Linked DNA regions of Homo sapiens: region 1 is linked to region 2. Evidence: chromatin contacts called from ENCODE Hi-C or POLR2A ChIA-PET data. All regions are on one chromosome and are shown on one strand. The core of a region is the stretch at or near the end of the contact, and the rest is flanking DNA. Distances in the headings are between cores, read along the strand shown.

Evidence for each region. A loop is a pair of places that touch in the nucleus more often than their neighbours do. ChIA-PET counts read pairs that join two places held with the same protein, here RNA polymerase II (POLR2A). Pooled maps may share reads with other maps.
Region 1: a pooled map shows a loop between it and region 2 (9-fold over the local background). The contact joins the promoter of CDC42BPA here to the promoter of H3-3A-DT in region 2. A Hi-C loop is called at or near these places in 6 of 50 pooled maps. POLR2A ChIA-PET finds 5 or more read pairs at or near these places in 2 of 52 experiments (MCF 10A and Panc1).

The regions. Positions count from the first base shown.
Region 1 is chr1:227,316,853-227,320,420 of GRCh38, forward strand. It overlaps CDC42BPA (CDC42 binding protein kinase alpha), which reads right to left and starts at 1,640. Exons shown (of 37, transcript NM_001394014.1): 1 at 153-1,640. The coding sequence starts at 330. LOC124904531 (a long non-coding RNA gene) reads left to right here and starts at 1,740. Exons shown (of 2, transcript XR_007066911.1): 1 at 1,740-2,146; 2 at 2,262-3,209.
Region 2 is chr1:226,060,635-226,064,294 of GRCh38, forward strand. It overlaps H3-3A-DT (H3-3A divergent transcript), which reads right to left and starts at 1,861. Exons shown (of 2, transcript NR_185887.1): 1 at 356-1,861. H3-3A (H3.3 histone A) reads left to right here and starts at 2,082. Exons shown (of 4, transcript NM_002107.7): 1 at 2,082-2,177. RefSeq lists silencers at 1,201-2,050, 1,637-1,802, 2,421-2,490.

The DNA of each region.
Region 1 (3,568 bases), core at 390-2,889, 1.3 Mb after region 2:
AAAAACTAGCGGAAAATCTTGAATAACTAGTGTCTGTTTTTTTATTGTATTTTTTCTTTGAACGGAGTAGAGTTTACTCATAACTCTCTATACCAATTAAATCATAATGACCAGCTAAAGATTAACAGTTTCTTTAAAAATTACAAACTTACCCCATTCTAGGTATTCGAGAATGTTCTTCTCTCTTCTCAATGGAGAATTATTGCATTCATCATAAAGGCAGATGAGTATATCCAGTAATGTCTCCACACTGAAGCACTGCCCATTGGTCTGAGCGGGCCCGTCCAAAATAAACTGCTCCAACTGCCTCAAACGCACTTCTCCAGACATGTTTGCTTCGATTTCTGCTGGTTTTCCTTTAAATTATTATGATGACTTTTACTATTATCTGAACCTAAATTTTAAAAGGTATGGTTTTAAAAATAAACCACTTGTTATTCAAACAACTGTCATGCAATGCTGGTGCTGAATTAAACATCCAACACACCAGTAACCTCACTTAACTGAAGCGTCTTCAATTTCACCCATATACATATATTTTGAGGGTAAATTACCATAAAATATATACTTAATGCATTTTTAAAAGAATACAATTAAGTCGTATATTTAAATAAAATAATAATTAAAAGTACAACGAACTAGAGAGTCAACACTTCTTTAAAAAAAAAAAAAAAAACTCTTCTCCTTCATTCAAAATTCAACTCGTGCAACGTAATCCTGAAACGAATCCGGTTGCATCATTAATGAATAAAGTCCGATTTGCATCAGCAATTCACTTCCCGGGAAGAAGAAAAACAGAAAAGGGAGGAAAAAAACAGAATGCATAGAAGGGGGAGGGAAAACCAAAAATGTTGCTGCAAATCCTCCCAACCACCACTTGGATAATGCATCAGCGGCAATTTCTCCAGCGGGAAAGGGAGGGGGCGAGGTCCCTGAAGCAGCCCCTCGGCTCGGAGCACGCCAAGTCTTGCCCGGAGGCGGCTTTTCGTTTCTCCTCCCGAGGTCCTTCTTTCTTTAAGGCTTTGCAGTCAGTCCTATTTTCAACGGATTCCGGTGAAAACTCTTCATTTTCCTCCCGGCTTCACCCTAGGGCCTGACCGGCGGCGCGGCCGGGGGTGGAAGGCGGGCTGCGGGCGGCACTGGCACCGGGCTCCGGAGAAGCGGCTACTTGGCCGCCCGAGCCCACTCCATGTCGGTGGTCGCTCGTGGGCCGAGCCGCGCCGCGCCGCGCCGGGCAGAGAGCCCGGTCTCCCCGACACCCGCACCGGGCCGCCGCGCCGGAGGCTCCCGACGCCCCAGGCGGGGGGGTGCTTCTCTGAATTCAAAGGACACAAGCAGCAGCAGCTGCGGCGGCGGCGCGGGCGGCTCTGGCAGCTACTTCTCCCCCTTCTTCACACCCCTGGGCTAAGGGCATCTTTCCACAGCGAGGAGGGAGGCGGCCCGGCGCAGGAGGAGGGGTCGCTTCCGCGGCTGAGGAGACTAGAGGCTGCGGCAGCCCGGCTCCCAACCACTCCCTTCCTCTCCCTTCCAGCCCTCCCCCGCCTTCCCTCTCCTCTCGCGCTCGCGCCCTGGGCTCAGCGAGGCTCCTCCAGTCCCGCCGCACAGAGGCGGAGGCTTGCGGACGAGTCTGGATCCAATATGGCGGCCTGGCCCCCCGGCCCCGGCACACGCGCGCGCACACGCCCTCCACTCCCCGCCCCCGCCCTGCCCGAGCCTCAGCCCCAGCCGGCGGCCAAGCCGGGCGGGGTCCGGCCGGCGCGCCCAGCGGAGGCCCCCAAGGGGGCGCGGGCTCGGGGCCCGAGTGGCTGCGCCAGCCCGAGGGGAGGGGTGTGGACTGCCTAGGCGGCGAGGCTGCGGCTGCCGCAGCGTGGAATGCGGAGCTGCGGGAGGGCTGAGGGAGGCCCGGGCGGCGGTGGCGGAGCATATGGAGGCGGGATGACCGGGCCGCGCCGGGAGCTGCGGCGGGACTGGGCGCAGGCTGGGAACTGCGCCACCGCCGCGCCGTGGCCCCGGCTCCCCGAGGCTTCTGGTGCAGATCGCGAAGGGGGGCTCCTGCTCGTCCTCGGAGACATCACCTGTCTGGCGCGTTTGTTAAGGGCGCCCAGAAGCAGAGGGCTTTAGGCTTCCGACAGAGCTGGAGGAGACGGTGCCTTTCAGCCCCTTACCTGCTCCCCACCGGCCCCCCAGATTCGGTTCGCGCACACTCCAGAGTAATCGTTTCTTAGGTGTCTAATTACAGCACTTCGTGTGTCATTTCCCAGGACAAAAACAATGACAGACTTGTCCGAGCTACCATCGAAGTCTTGGGTCTGCACGCAAAGGATGGAATCCCCCATCTCCATTCCCAAAAGTTTCCCTACGGGAGCCTGGTGTTGTCTCCTCCGGAACTGTCCTCGCGGCTGCCTGTTTTTCCCTAGCCATGGTTACTGCCTGCGGGGGATTCAGCCTGTGAAGGCAGTCAAGGCAGTTCACCACTGTCATCAAACCTACACCCCTGTGTGCATGCGCACACACACTTGTAACCCAGTGGCACAATGCAGGAATTAGGGAAGCAAAGGCAAATCGCTGAATAGCTAGGGCACCTGATCCCTGTAGGGCCCTTCCAGGTTTTTGTGAATCTCGGTTTTAGGAGAGCTCCCTTTATAAAATTCTCATGGAAGATGCCACATTTAAATTAACACCACAAAACTAGGTCATTGCAGTTCTGTTACTTTCTCTCAAAATTGCCATCTCCTTTATGGTCGTTCTCTAAAATACAATTATTTTATATTCCTTCCCCACACCTGTGAGGCGGTTGTGTTTCTATGTTCATGTCCACAATTGCATCTTACATCTTGATAATATGGAAGCTGAGGAAGAATTAGAAATGAGGGCCTAGACGTAAAATGAAGGCTAACAGAAGTCGATTCAAGTTGTGATTCATGAAATAGTGTGAATCTTTTATGAAATCTACAACGTCTACACTTGCCTGGCTTAAGAACAGCATTATTTTCAATGCGGTCTTGACATGAATGATACTTAGATTCAAACAAAAGGTCAGTCATTTCCAGCCATGACATCTTTATATGGGTGTGTGTTGTCTAATTCTAAAAGTAGTAGAAAAGTTTAATCCTAACACAGATAATAAGCAATATTTTGGTGTTTATTATTCAAGTCTTTTTCCTATGCACTTTAACAAAAATGATACATAATAAAAGAGTTTTATAGCCTCTTGCTTGCAATTAGCAATATATTATGGACATTTTTTCAGTTCAACAAACATTCTTCAACAACATGGATTTTAATGGTGAAGCCAATTTTAACAGTTTCATTTGACCATAAGATGCGGTAGCAAAGAAGGAAGCAATTTCTTCTGCTTTTTCAAGTACGGTTAACTAAAGAAATGGCTCCAAGATACCTGCTTTTCCAACTTACAAATAACTAGAAAGAAGTTTAAAGGAGAACCTAAAACATGTTAGGTCTCACTAAATGCTAATTGACAATGGAAGTATATGAGATGTAGATACTTTTTTTTTTTTTAACAAAAGAGTCAAGCTGTCAGTTCTTTACCTATTCTATTAGCGCTTGG
Region 2 (3,660 bases), core at 611-3,110:
ACACTGCTTGTGTTATTCACTGCTGCATTCCCAGCACCCCTGAATTGTGCTGAGCAGAGTTGGCACTCAATAAATATTCATTCAGTGAGAAAACTTCCTGAAGCCACTAGGAGGGTAACCAGTCACCTCTCCAGGTGCTTAAATACTTGAACCTACTAGAAAGAATTTGTGGCCTAACTTCATAGAGATAAATATTATTATTCCCATTTCACAAATGGACAGACAGCTGAGTTAGTTCAAATCATCTAAGATCATAATTACTCTACCTAAAATGGTCTGACCCTTGGTTAGAAATATTTTTTAAAGCCAAGAAGTAGAAGCTATTGAAAAATCCAGCATACAAAGAAAACATTACCCATGTCATTTAACATTTCTTGAAGATATGATGCATTTAACTAATGCAGAACAGCCTTCCTGGATAAATCCAACAATAAATATTTCGGTTTCCTGAAAACAAAACAAAAAACAAGCAAAATAACTCATCTTGGCTTGAATTATAGGAAATTCTTTGCTGGCAGCTCGGTCCAAGCTGATTGCATATGTGCTTTTAGGATAGGATTAGAGATTGCATGTGTTCTGCACAGCAACCATGGACACTTAACATTCATGAAATAATAATGAAACGGGAGGCCTGGATTTTTGTCTGTTTGTTTCTCCTAGGTCTCTTCCTCACTTAAGTGACCTTGGACAAATCCATTTCTTCCCTCGTATCTGATTTCCATGTATCTGTTTCGGGATAATGTTTATCACTAAGCCGCTTTGTGAGATCTTCAGATTACAAATAATTACTGCCCTTCATTTATGAAATTTTCCTCCTTCACTACCCTACGGGATATTTGCATGACCCTTCCATTGAAAACCTTTACACACAGTTGTGAAGCGTCAATACCATCTAGGGACGGTTCAGAGGTTCCAAAGCCAATCAACTGACAAGTCGTGAGGATAACTTGGGCCATGAAAAGTCCGTTTCCTATGCTACTGAGAATTGGAAAACAGGTATATGTACTAATTCCCAAACCACGTTTGCCTTCTTTCTGCCGTTTTCAGCCTCTTCTAAACTATGCAGAAGCTGCGGACATTTGACTATCTATATTCGGCAATTCCTTTCCAAAGCAATCCTACCGAAAACAGATCACACGGCCCCCACGGGCGGGCAGGACAAGCCACCAGGCCCTGGTGCAGGAGCTGCGCGCTCCACACATTGTTTAGAGGCCGACGCGACACAGCCATCTTGCGTCGGGGGCCCGGGCCCGGGAGGAGAGCGAGCCCCGTCCCCTGATCCCGGAGGCCAACACCGGCGAGGGGCTGCCCTGCACGCAGGCGGCCGGCCCAGGAGTCTTAGCGGATCAAGTTGTCTACGGCGGACTCGGGCCGGTCCCGCAGGACCCGGCCGCACTTGGCCGAGCGCGCAGGCGGGAAGGAGGCCGTCGGTCCGCCCCTCCCGCTGCCGCAGCGGCCAGGTCCGACAGCGGGCGCGGGACGCTGGATTCCTATTTGCCAGCTTCCTGCTGGGGAGCGTTTTCCAATGGGGCGCGGCGACCCGGCCGACCGCGTCCTCCTCCCCCACTGCCGCCCGGGTCTCCTCGGGGGCGCGCGCCGGGGCCCGCGCGGGGGCAGCCCCTCCCTCCCCTCCCCGCCGCGGCCCGAGACGCCCGCAGGCCGGGCGTTCACCCGCCGCGCCTCCGCCCGCCTTCCCCTCCCCCCACTTCCCTCCGGGCGCCCCAAACCCGGGCTTCGGGGGTTCGACGCCGTGCGCACACGGAGCGGGATGGGAGTGCAGGGCCGGGGGCGGGGGCTGGCCGGGTGCGGGCGGCAGTCTCGGCGGGAGCCGGCGGCCCCTCAGCGTGTCTTTTGTGTTTGTACACACACGGCGCGAGGCGGCCTGGAGGAGGGAGCGGGCGGCGCGCGGGGGAGGGGCGAGCGCGCGCCAGCGAACGGGCGCGCGGGGGGAAGGGCGGGGGCGGGGCGCGAGAGGAGCTATGGGGGCGGGGCCGAGCCTTCCCTCCATTGTGTGTGATTGGCTGGCGCGCGGCGCGGGGGCGGGGCGGCGTGTGTTGGGGGATAGCCTCGGTGTCAGCCATCTTTCAATTGTGTTCGCAGCCGCCGCCGCGCCGCCGTCGCTCTCCAACGCCAGCGCCGCCTCTCGCTCGCCGAGCTCCAGCCGAAGGAGAAGGGGGGTAAGTTTCCCCGTCTGCCCGCTTCCCCGGAACCGAGCCCCGCTTGCCGTCAGCCCCGAGCCGGGCCCTGGCGGTGCCGGGAGGGGACCCATAGCCCCTCCGGCTTAGCCCACAAACTTTTTGGCCCAGAAATGGAGGTGAGGAGCGAGTTTCCCTGTTCCCTCTGGCGGCGGCGGCTCCCCCGTCTCTCGCCGCCTCAGCCCAACAGCAGCAACCGCCGCGGCGCCGAGCCTGCTCTCCCTCCTCCTCCCCGCGCCCCTGGCTCCTCTTTCTTCGGTGAAATCCCGCCCGCCGCCCCTTCCCCGGACCCCAAACCTTCACCATGACCCGCGCGGGCCTCTTAACTACCGCCCCCGGGCCCCAGCCCCCAGTTTTCGAGCGGGAAAGGGGTGGAAATCGCCGCCGCTTCGCACCCTGGGGTAACTCGCTTTTTGCTGCCTCCCCACAGTTGTTGCTAAGCTTCACCATCTTGTCTCTCTTCTCTGGTCACCGACCATATTTTTTCCCCCGTTTCTCTCTTCCCCATTTCAAAAAAGCAAGAATTTTTAAAAGAGGGACGTTTTTTTCCCTTTTTTGGAGAGGCGGAAACTTGATGCATTTGAAATGCAAAAAAAACTTTTGCATTTTGGAGGGCGGCACGTGGCAGGGGATAGGGGTATTTTCGAGCGATTTGGTGTTTTGTCTCTTTGGAACGGAATCGGATACGTTTTGCGATTGTTTCCATTTTGTTCTGGTCGGGGAGCCGAGTTGGTTCCTGCTCGAGGCGCTGGGAGCGAGGCGGGCAGGTTGGGGGACCCTGTGCCGAGGGACCCGAAGGAGGCAAAACCAAAAGTTTATGTGGTGCTTGGGGTGGACCGGTCGGCGGATGTCGTGCGTTAATTAAAGCCTGGGTGCGGGGCACTTTTTATTTCACTGCGAAGCCTGTGAGGACTGGACGCGAGGACGGGGCTTTGTAGAATGCTCGCTGGTGGTAGCTGTTGTTCCTCTCTTGTTTTTTCGAGACGCCTTTTTGTCAACATAACTGTAAAGATGCAAAACCAAGAATATTTTCAGATATTTACAGCAATCCATCAACAGTCAGACGAAGGGGGGGCAGCCAAAGTGGGGGGGAGTAAGACCTTTTTTTTGCTGTAATTTGACTCGACCTTCCAGTGGTTTGTGCCTTTTTTCTTTTGACTTGTTTGTGGATGGAATGTTTACAGACATTTCTAATTACTGCTTTAATTAAATAAATTGGATCAAAGGCCGTTCGAGGTATTTTTGTTTTGCCGTTTGTCGCTCAGAATTGGCATTTTGAGAGGTGATTGATACTGCTAACAATTTTCTAGTACTCTAGTTTGTTTCAAGAAGAGATTTTGGGTAGACGTAATCTTCACCCTTTCAAATTATATAACAATACGAACATTATTTTTTATACTGATCATAATTTCCAGATTTGGGGAGGGGGTGATCGTGGCAGGAAAAGTTGTATGTTTGGTAGTTG